Linked DNA regions of Homo sapiens: region 2 is linked to region 1. Evidence: chromatin contacts called from ENCODE Hi-C or POLR2A ChIA-PET data. All regions are on one chromosome and are shown on one strand. Each heading gives the region's core, a stretch centred on a gene start or an enhancer-like site at or near the end of the contact. The rest is flanking DNA. Distances are from core to core; before and after follow the strand shown.

Region 1 (4,584 bases), core at 687-3,186:
CAGCTGAAGTCTTGTCAGCTTAGTTGTCAAATTAAAACATAAAAATATTTTAGGCTGAAATTGGTCAAACAGGCATGTTGAGTTCAGTTTTTAAATCTTGCCCCAAATCAGTTTACTCTGACATATGAAGTCTAAATATGCCTTTCCTTCCTTGCTAGTTTCTGAAGCCTGAAATATTTTCAACTAAATGAGAAAATCTTTGCTGTTGAATGGCCTATTAGAGCTGTCACAAATGTGATTTCTGGAAATAAACAAGATTATAAGAAGGCTGGCTGGCGCAGAAACGTAAGTCAACACTAATAGGTGGTGTAATTAAATTATCCCTTAAGCCAAGATGCCAAATGACACAATTTTTTGGTGTTAATTCTAGTATGATCACCTCCGTGCAACTGTACAAATCTGAATGACTCTCTCACCAGAGGCACTAATTCTATTTTCTTCAGTTCATACCTATCGAATAGCTCTCTCTGTTCTGCTAAGGAAGCAAAGTAAAGTACTTGGGACATAGAAGTTCATATTTTCTCCATATCATTTTACAAAGGTTCACTGATGCAAACGTGGTTCAATAAACAATGTTTATTTTTTATGGGTTAGTATCTTGCTCAAGAAAATTAGAACTAAGTTTCAGGAAGATTTATTTACATTTTGACTATTGTTCACTGGCCACTGCCACTCAATACTTAAATGACTTTCTCCCCAAAGGGCAAAATCTTTAAAGCAGAACAGAATTTATTTAAACAGCTGGTTTTTTGCACAATCATTTTATTAATACATAGGCTCGAGTTATGAATAGTGAGTGACTTGCACAATTTTTAAATTCATACAACTATAAAACTAACATGTCATTCAATTAAATTTTTAAAGAACTGTACAAGATTAATTACTACCAGGCTCGATGAAGTCATTGTCCTAAGCTACATTTACATATTTCTAAGTCTTTAAGTAGTATTTCAAACTGGAGGCAAATGAATACTGCTTCATTTTTTTTTTCCAGAATAAAGGATAACATCATTCTTAGGAAAAGGAATAAATCTTTTTGTTGCTGTTGTTGAATGCCAGTTTGTTTACAATACTTGTCAACATGCACACTACTTCTTTTTAAATTAAAAAAAGATATCGCAAATCATTACTTAAAACATAGTAAGAAATCACGTCATCCCATGAAGAGTCTAAACATTGAAATTATTCAAAATTGTTTTAAAATTATTTTAATTTTAATATCAAATATGTTGAAGAGTGATAAGCACCATCCTTAGTTGAGATTCTCTGTAGCAAGAGATGGGGATAGAAAAATGTTTGTTTTTAAAATAAACTAGAAACTTTTCTGAGTGGGGAAGAGGAGAAGATTACCCTGGAATCACTCAAGGGAGGTGGAGGTTTAACGCGTCTAAGAAGCTGGTTTACCATTTTAGCAGGTGCTGATGTAGTGAAATACAATGTCCAGGGTGCGTATTCACGCCACCACTGCATGAAAAGGAAAACGCTTTTTGAGAAGGCGAGACTACCATTATCTATACCTGCCTGGTTTCATTTGACCATTTTTACGCACATAACATTTCATATAACATAAAATGTACGTTCTTCATGATTACTCTAGGAGAAAGGTGAGGATCTTTTATTTTTTTAAATATGGGCAACTGATAAAATATTGAAATAGCTACTACGTTATTCCATTTTTATCTCAAACATTTCCAGGAAGTATTTCTTTAAACTCTAGCTGGGCACTATCTCAGACTGTTTGAGGAGGGTGAGCTATTTGTTAATTAACATTTGGCTTAAATACTATAAATGCTCTTTGATAGATTAGCACATTTCAGGAGAGGCCTCAAAAAGTTTTTCTTCTTGGGTTTAGAGCCCGATGGATACACCCTGGGAGAGGCGACGGGGTGGCCCCTGTGACTTCGGGCTGCGACGCGGTGTCGTCCCCACCCCCACCCCCCTCACTCTAGAAGTCACAGCGCCATCTACTGGACAGCGGACAAACCTCCCCACCCAGGGACGGGCTTCTCTGTTTAAGGCCATCCAAACTAGAAAGCTTAAAAATGCGTTTAAGAGGTAGAATACCATAGTTTACGGAACAGAAGAACAAGAACAAAACTCTCTAATCAAAATCACAGGGACCTGGAAATATTGGTCTATAGCAATTTGGTTTTTGGGGGTTTTGTTGTTGTTGTTGTTGTTTCGGGGGCGGGGAGGGAGTTGGTTTTGGTTTTTTGGTTGGTTTTTGTTTTTGTTTTTGTTTTGAGACGGTCTCACTCTGTCATTCAGGCTGGAGTGCAGTAGTGCGATCTCCACTCAATGCAGTCTGGACCTTCTGGGCTCAAGCGACCCTCCTGCCTCAGCCTCCCGAGCAGCTGGGAACACAGGCGCACACCACCACGCCCGGCTAATTTTTAAATTTTTTGTAGAGACAGGGCATTGCTATGTTTCCCAGGCTGGTCTCAAACTCCTGAGCTCAAGCGATCCTCCCGCCTCGGCCTCTCAAAGTGCTGGGATTACAGGCAGGAGCCACCACGCCTGGCCTATAGCAATTTTGAAAACTGGCTCAAGCCCATTCCTCTATCCCCTGACATAACCCCCCAAAGAGAAGACTTTTTAAAAAGGTAAGAAAACTGTTTTTTTTTCATTTTTAAGAGTTTTATATTAGCTATAAATTTCTGGAGTAAAGATTTGGTTCCACCTAGTCAGCTCCCACATTTTTCTCCCCATCATCCTTGGGGCTAAGGTGTAGGAGAGCTGGGTAGAGACACACACACTCACACACACGCGCACACACACGCACACACAGACACACACGTGCGCACACACACGCACCCAGACACACGCGCGCGCACATACACGCACACACATGCACCCAGACACGCACACACGCGCACACAGACACGCACACGCATGCACACACACAAAAACACTCCTTGTGATGGAGCTCTTTAATCCTCCTGGACCCTGAACGCTTTGGTGAACACAAGCGTACAAAACTAGGATAACCCAAATATTATTCTGAATTCTTTTTTTCAGTCGTTTAAGCAAAACAACTTTCATTTTTAAAGTTTATGTGATTTTTCCTTATAAATATCATCACATTCCACGATACATCTGTCCGATGTCGATTTCTGGACTTTCTTACGCAAATAACCATCCTGCCTTCCTCCTCCTTTTCCCTCCTAACTGATCATTAGATTTGCCTTGAAATTCCAGTATTAATTGCTTTATCTTGGAAATGAAAGGCAGGGTATTCTTTTCACAGAGAACTCTATAGTTTCATAATTTCCTACACTACTTGGACTAGTTTCGTGGAAAGGAAAGGAGTCAACTGTGGCCTAGCACATTAACATATGTTTTCTTTGCAGTCCTCTCAATAATTTGACAAGACGTGCAGAAGATTTTAAAAAGGCAACTTATATTAACAAATAAAAATTACAATTAAATTTACTGAGTATTACAATTCACCCATTTTAAGAGAGAAATTTTTTTAACTGAATCTGATTTTTCTTTATTACACATCATTAAAAAAAATGTGTCCTAGGACCCTAAAATCAGGCTTGCTATTGTGTTACAGGCACACTTTACTTCATTTCGGGTGTGTGTGCATGTGTGTACCAAAGTATTTAAATTTTGTAAGTTAATTTCTCACTCAATAGAGTTGGAAAGATCTGGACATTATAAAGGCAAACTCATTTTCTGCTGGAATGAAATGAGAAAACGAAAATTTTAAAAATTCATTTTATTAGGTAAATTTAGTAGGGACTCACTGGGAGCCTCTGAAATACACCAGCCCGCTTCTGCTTACTTTCTCCGTCTTTCAGAGTCTTAAAATGAAAATCAAAGTCACTCCCCCTCCCCTTCTTATCCGATGTTTGCATAGAAATTGTAGAGTTTCTTTTCCTAAAAGTGGAGAATGGTGCTGAGAGCCGAGGGGGTGAGTTCAGACAAGAAGCCCTGGAGAAAGGGAACTCCGCGCTGAAGGCAGGGAAGGCGGCGAGATGGAGGAAGGGGTCAGAGGCGCCGGGGAAGACCGGGGGGCACTCACAGTTCCCGAGTCCGCTTCTGTCTCCTGGTCCTGATTCCAAAAGGAAATGTGACTCTTTTGTGCAGAACCAGAAATGAACATCCAGGAAGTCGGCAAAATCACTAACTAAACAACCAATGGAGGAAAAACAACATTAAAATTCCAAATTTGGGGTTTTTTTTCCATAATGGAACAGAAAATGAATTGAAGGGAGGGGAGGGGAAGAGGACAGTTTTCAGTATATTTTAATTTTTTCCTGTGACCTGAGCTGGGCCCCAGGTTAATCCAAGTTTGAATCTGGAATCTTTGCTCTCCTACATCTACATCCTATAAAGGGTCACTTGACTGCAATAAATTCAGGCTGATCGCAAACCCCAAACTTCGCTGTATGAACAGTCTAAGCTCCTGCCGACGATCTGAAATGAGTTTTCCTATGAAAATATACTTTAGAACTCAGCGACCCCCACCCTAACGAAGGCCTTCAATGACAGGAAATGTTTGCCATTTTAAGCACTTTTTATTTGCATTTGCTCTGAAGCTGAGGGAGTTAGAGGAGAAACGTACGTTTAATGCTG
Region 2 (4,584 bases), core at 636-3,135, 460 kb before region 1:
ATTTAACAGACAGATCCAGGCCTGCAGCACAGAGCCCTGGGCGGGTAGTGATGTCTAGCTAGAGCTTAATCACATCGCTTTGCTTTTATTGTGTTTATTTTTAGTTACATTCTCCTTATCAAGAGATACTAACTTTCCATTTACATCAGTGCTGTAAAGTTGACTTTTAAAAATTATTGAAGTAAAAAATGTGAGTCGACTTAAGGGAAAATATTAACGAAATAGTGGAACAGTGGCATGTGCTCCGGTAAGCACCATGCTCACTAGAATGGCTAATGTTCGGGAAGCAGTGCTGGGCAGGATAGGGTTCTGCAGGAGGCAGTGAGAAAGTCTGGGGCTTTTTCCTCTTCTCCATAATCTAACAAGGCACATGACCACAGGCAAGCCACTTCACCTCTCTGAAATCTGTTTGTCTCATCTGTAGAGTGGAGACAATAATCTCGGCCCAGAACTCCCGTCTCACCTTGAAGTTGTGGTTACGGAGCAGAAAGATGAATGTGAAAGTGCCTTGTAAACAATAATTATTATGCGTAATTTAATGGTCATTTCTGTACTTGTCTAGCTTCTATTTCTCTCTCCTCTTTCCCTTTTTCCTCCTTTCTATTCCTCCTCCCTTCTCCCCCTCTTCTTCCTCCTCCTCTTTTCTCCTCCCCCTTCTCACTCCTCTCCTTCCTCCTCCTCCTTCCCCCTCCTCCTTCTTCCTCCTCCTGCTCTTCCTCCTTCTTCATCTTCCTCCTACTGTTTCCTCCTCCTCCTTCCTCCTCCTGCTCTTCCTCCTTCTTCATCTTCCTCCTACTGTTTCCTCCTCCTCCTTCCTCCTCCTGCTCTTCCTCCTACTTCGTCTTCCTCCTACTCTTTCCTCCTCCTCCTTCCTCCTCCTGCTCTTCCTCCTACTTCGTCTTCCTCCTACTCTTTCCTCCTCCTCCTTCCTCCTCCTGCTCTTCCTCCTTCTTCATCTTCCTCCTACTGTTTCCTCCTCCTCCTTCCTCCTCCTGCTCTTCCTCCTACTTCGTCTTCCTCCTACTCTTTCCTCCTCCTCCTTCCTCCTCCTGCTCTTCCTCCTACTTCGTCTTCCTCCTCCTCTTTCCTCCTACTCTTTCCTCCTTCAGCCCCCCATATCCCTCTCCTCCTCTTATTCCTTCTCCCTCTTCCTTCTTCTCTTCTTTCCTCCTGCTCCTCACTCCTCTTTCTTCTCCTCCTCCCTCCTCCTCCTTCCTTTCCTTCTCCTTTTTCCTCCCTCCTTCTCCTTCTCCCTCCTCCTCCTCCTCCCTCCTCCAATATACAGTCTTTCTGCTTTCTTCTTGATTCCCCATTTACTCATCTTTCTGGAGCTATGAAAGGATATCATGCAGGCAGTTGGGTAGTGAGATGGTTTGGATATTTGTCCCCACTCAAATCTCATCCCCACCCAACAATGGGGATTGCAATTCAACATGAGATGGGGCCTAGTTGGAGGTGTTTGGGTCTTGCGGGGTGGATCCATCATGGCTTAGTGCTGGTGAGTGAGCTCTTGTGAGATCTGGTTAAATGTGTGGCACCTCCCCTCCCCTCCTGCTCCCACTCCCACCATGTGACACGCCTCCTCCTGCTTCACCTTCTGCCTTGATTGGAAGCTTCCAGAGGCCTCCCCAGAAACCCAGCAGAGGCCAGTGCCACACTTACTGTACAGCCTACAGAACTGTGAGCCAGTTAAACCTCTTCTTTATAAATTACTCAGCCTCAGGTATTTGTTTATAGTAATGCAAGAATGGCCTAACACAGGTAGAAACTAAAACGAAAGCCATGAGTCCTTGCTGGAGGTACTAGAAATAATTTGGGCTGGCTGCTCAGGGACACCTCCCGCAGCCTTTCTGTATCAGACTCCACCCCCAGGCCACAGCAATTGGCCCTGTGTCAGGCACATGGCTCATATTGGGCCAATCAGAGTCCAGCTCCAGCTATTTCCCACTGGCGCAGGTGGGTGACCCCACTCTTCCCCAGGAGGGGGCCTGGGGGCTGTGATTGAGGTACCGGGGAGTGGGGGCCGATGGAGCTGACTGAGAGGCCCCCGTAAGAAGGCTTTTCCCTTTTCCATTCTCTCCAGTGGCGTCTGACTATAGACGCAGGGGCTCAGTTTGGTAGTTCCTTTTTTGTTTCTTGGAGAGGAAAAACAGAGGGGAGAGAGGGAGAGAGAGAGAACAACATTTGAGTCTCCAAGGCCCACTCCGCTCCTGCTATTTGATTAAAGAACTTGATACATTCTTTAACCCCGATATTTGATTAAAGAAGTTGATAAATTCTGAAGCTGGCTCGCTTAAGCCAGTTTCTGTTTCATTTTTGTCACCGTCAATCCAGAGTCCTGACTAAATACATCTGTTAACGTTACACTTCAAAGTACATATTGAACAATTCATTTGGTGGCTAGAAAATAGGGCGTCTGTGGACAGACGTTGGGTGGGTCTGGCTGCTTTGCGCTGGCCTCCTGAAGTGCTCTGGAGAGAGGAGCTGCATTCTTGTTCAGGTATTTGACTTTTAAATGTCTTCAGCATCGTTGCCAGCAGCTGGTTCCTGCGATAGCCTGTTCGGGCTCGTACGTTTTCATCACCTCACTACGTGTTTTCATGTTTGTGCCATTTCTTTCTCACAGTGTCCCTTTGATATGGTCAAGAACGATGGATGGATTGATTAATTAATTTGACCAAGCAACATTTGTGGATCACCTGCCAAAAGTTGGGGAACCTTGGGGGATAAGGATGTAAGACAGAATTTCTGTAGCCAAGTAGGGAGGTTAAGGAATATGGCCCTAACACTCAAGTATTAGGTTGATGCAAACCTAATTGCGGTTTTTGCCATTACTGCATTTACGTTTGCACCAAAATGATATCGTTATCCATTTAATAAAAAAAAAAAACTGAGGCAATGAGCAAGTTTAAGGGACTCGCCTGGGAAGTCTTGGAGCTTTAAAATGGAACCAGGAGTAGGGTCATATCATATCTCTTTATTATTTTTTTTGAGACGGAGTCTCGCTCTGTCGCACAGGCTGGAGTGCAGTGGTGCGATCTCCGCTCACTGCAAGCTCCGCCTCCCGGGTTCACGCCATTCTCCTGCCTCAGCCTCCCACGTAGCTGGGACCACAGGCGCCCGCCACCACGCCCGGCTAATTTTTTGTATTTTGTTTAGTAGAGACGGGGTTTCGCCGTGTTAGCCAGGATGGTCTCGATCTCCTGACCTTGTGATCTGCCCGCCTCGGCCTCTCAAAGTGATGGGATTACAGGCGTGAGCCACCACGCCCAGCCAGGCCATATCTCTTAACCTCCCTACTGGAGTCTTTCCACTTCAGCCTGCTTGCCATTTTGCAGTGTTTGAAAGATACCCACTCTTAGATATTTCTCTTGATCTAAAGTAGGGTGTCTGTGTCAGACCCCACCCCTGGGCCACAGCGATTGGCCCTGCGTCAGGCACATGACTCATTTGGAGCCAATCAGAGTCAAGCTCTGGCCTGTTCCCACTGGTGCAGGTGGGTGACCCTGCTTGACTATGCCAATTTAGGCAGATCTGTGGATGTCTCTGGGCCCTGCACTCCTAACTGTGAAACAAAGCATTGGATACATAGGACTCATGACTTGCAGCCTATGAGTGTGAGCACTCAAGCCTTGGCAGTTTTATTTGGTTCAACAATATTTTTAAATACACTGTATCTAGGCAGATCTTATACTTGGTAGCCATTTGAGCCACTTAGCATCTATTGCCTTATGCTTGGCCTACTTCAGTCATTTTTGTTATCTTCCTGGCCCTTACAGACTTATGAGTTTGCAACCCCTGGACCACTAGGTAGTCTCTGGCATATGTTCTATTCTTGACCTTGCTAGTATTAAATCTTAGTTTTTTTTTTTTAATATAGGTACAACATATACAACATTTCGCATTAGTATTAGTATTAGTATTAGTATTAGTATTGGTACACCTTTATGATCACTGCTCAGGTCATGGAATGGAATATATTCATTCCCCGAAAGTTCCCTTGTGTCCTTTTTCCAGTTGATATCTGCCCCCGCCCCAACCTAGAGGAAGCCTTTTTTTTTGACTTGTAGCACCATGGATTGTTTTTCTCTATTCCTGATTGTCAGAGAATAAATGGAATCATAACAAGTGTGCCCCTTTGTATCTGTCTTCTGTCCCTCAACGTTATGATTGTGAAGTTCATCCATGTGGCATATCTAGCAGTGGTTTTTCATTTTTTGTTGCAGTGTAGTATTCCTCTATATGAATGGACCACAATTTGTTTCTCCATCTACTGTTTGTTTGTTTGTTTGTTTGTTTGTTTTGAGACAAGGTCTCACTCTGTCAGCCAGGCTAGAATGCAGTGGTGTGATCTTGGCTGACTGCAACTTCTGCTTTCCAGGCTCAAGCCATCCTCCTACCTCAGCCTCCTGAGTAGCTGGGACTACAGGGGCATGCCACCACACCTCGTTAGTTTTGTTTTTTTTTGTGTAGAGATGGGGTCTCACCATGTTGCCCAGGCTGGTCTTGAACTCCTGAGCTCAAAAGATTCACCCACAATGGCCTCACAAAGTACTGGGATTACAGCTGTGAGCCACTGCACCT

The links. Hi-C counts contacts between places; a loop is a spot of excess contacts on that map. ChIA-PET counts read pairs that join two places held with the same protein, here RNA polymerase II (POLR2A). Pooled maps may share reads with other maps.
Region 2: a map with no recorded cell type shows a loop between it and region 1 (6-fold over the local background). The contact joins two enhancer-like sites. A Hi-C loop is called at or near these places in 1 of 37 single-sample maps with no recorded cell type and 2 of 50 pooled maps. POLR2A ChIA-PET finds 5 or more read pairs at or near these places in 1 of 52 experiments (common myeloid progenitor, CD34-positive).

What each region holds. Positions count from the first base shown.
Region 1 is chr16:87,060,900-87,065,483 of GRCh38, forward strand. LINC02181 (long intergenic non-protein coding RNA 2181) reads left to right here. Exons shown (of 3, transcript NR_126008.1): 2 at 159-285; 3 at 1,853-3,092. Among named protein-coding and RNA genes, the nearest start is that of LINC02181, 5.4 kb to the left of the region's middle. Within about 2 kb of position 1,937, at least 4 of the 41 ENCODE cell types and tissues checked have a DNase peak (open chromatin) inside an H3K27ac peak, as active enhancers do.
Region 2 is chr16:86,602,691-86,607,274 of GRCh38, forward strand. No RefSeq gene overlaps it. Among named protein-coding and RNA genes, the nearest start is that of FOXL1, 26 kb to the left of the region's middle. Within about 2 kb of position 1,886, at least 4 of the 41 ENCODE cell types and tissues checked have a DNase peak (open chromatin) inside an H3K27ac peak, as active enhancers do.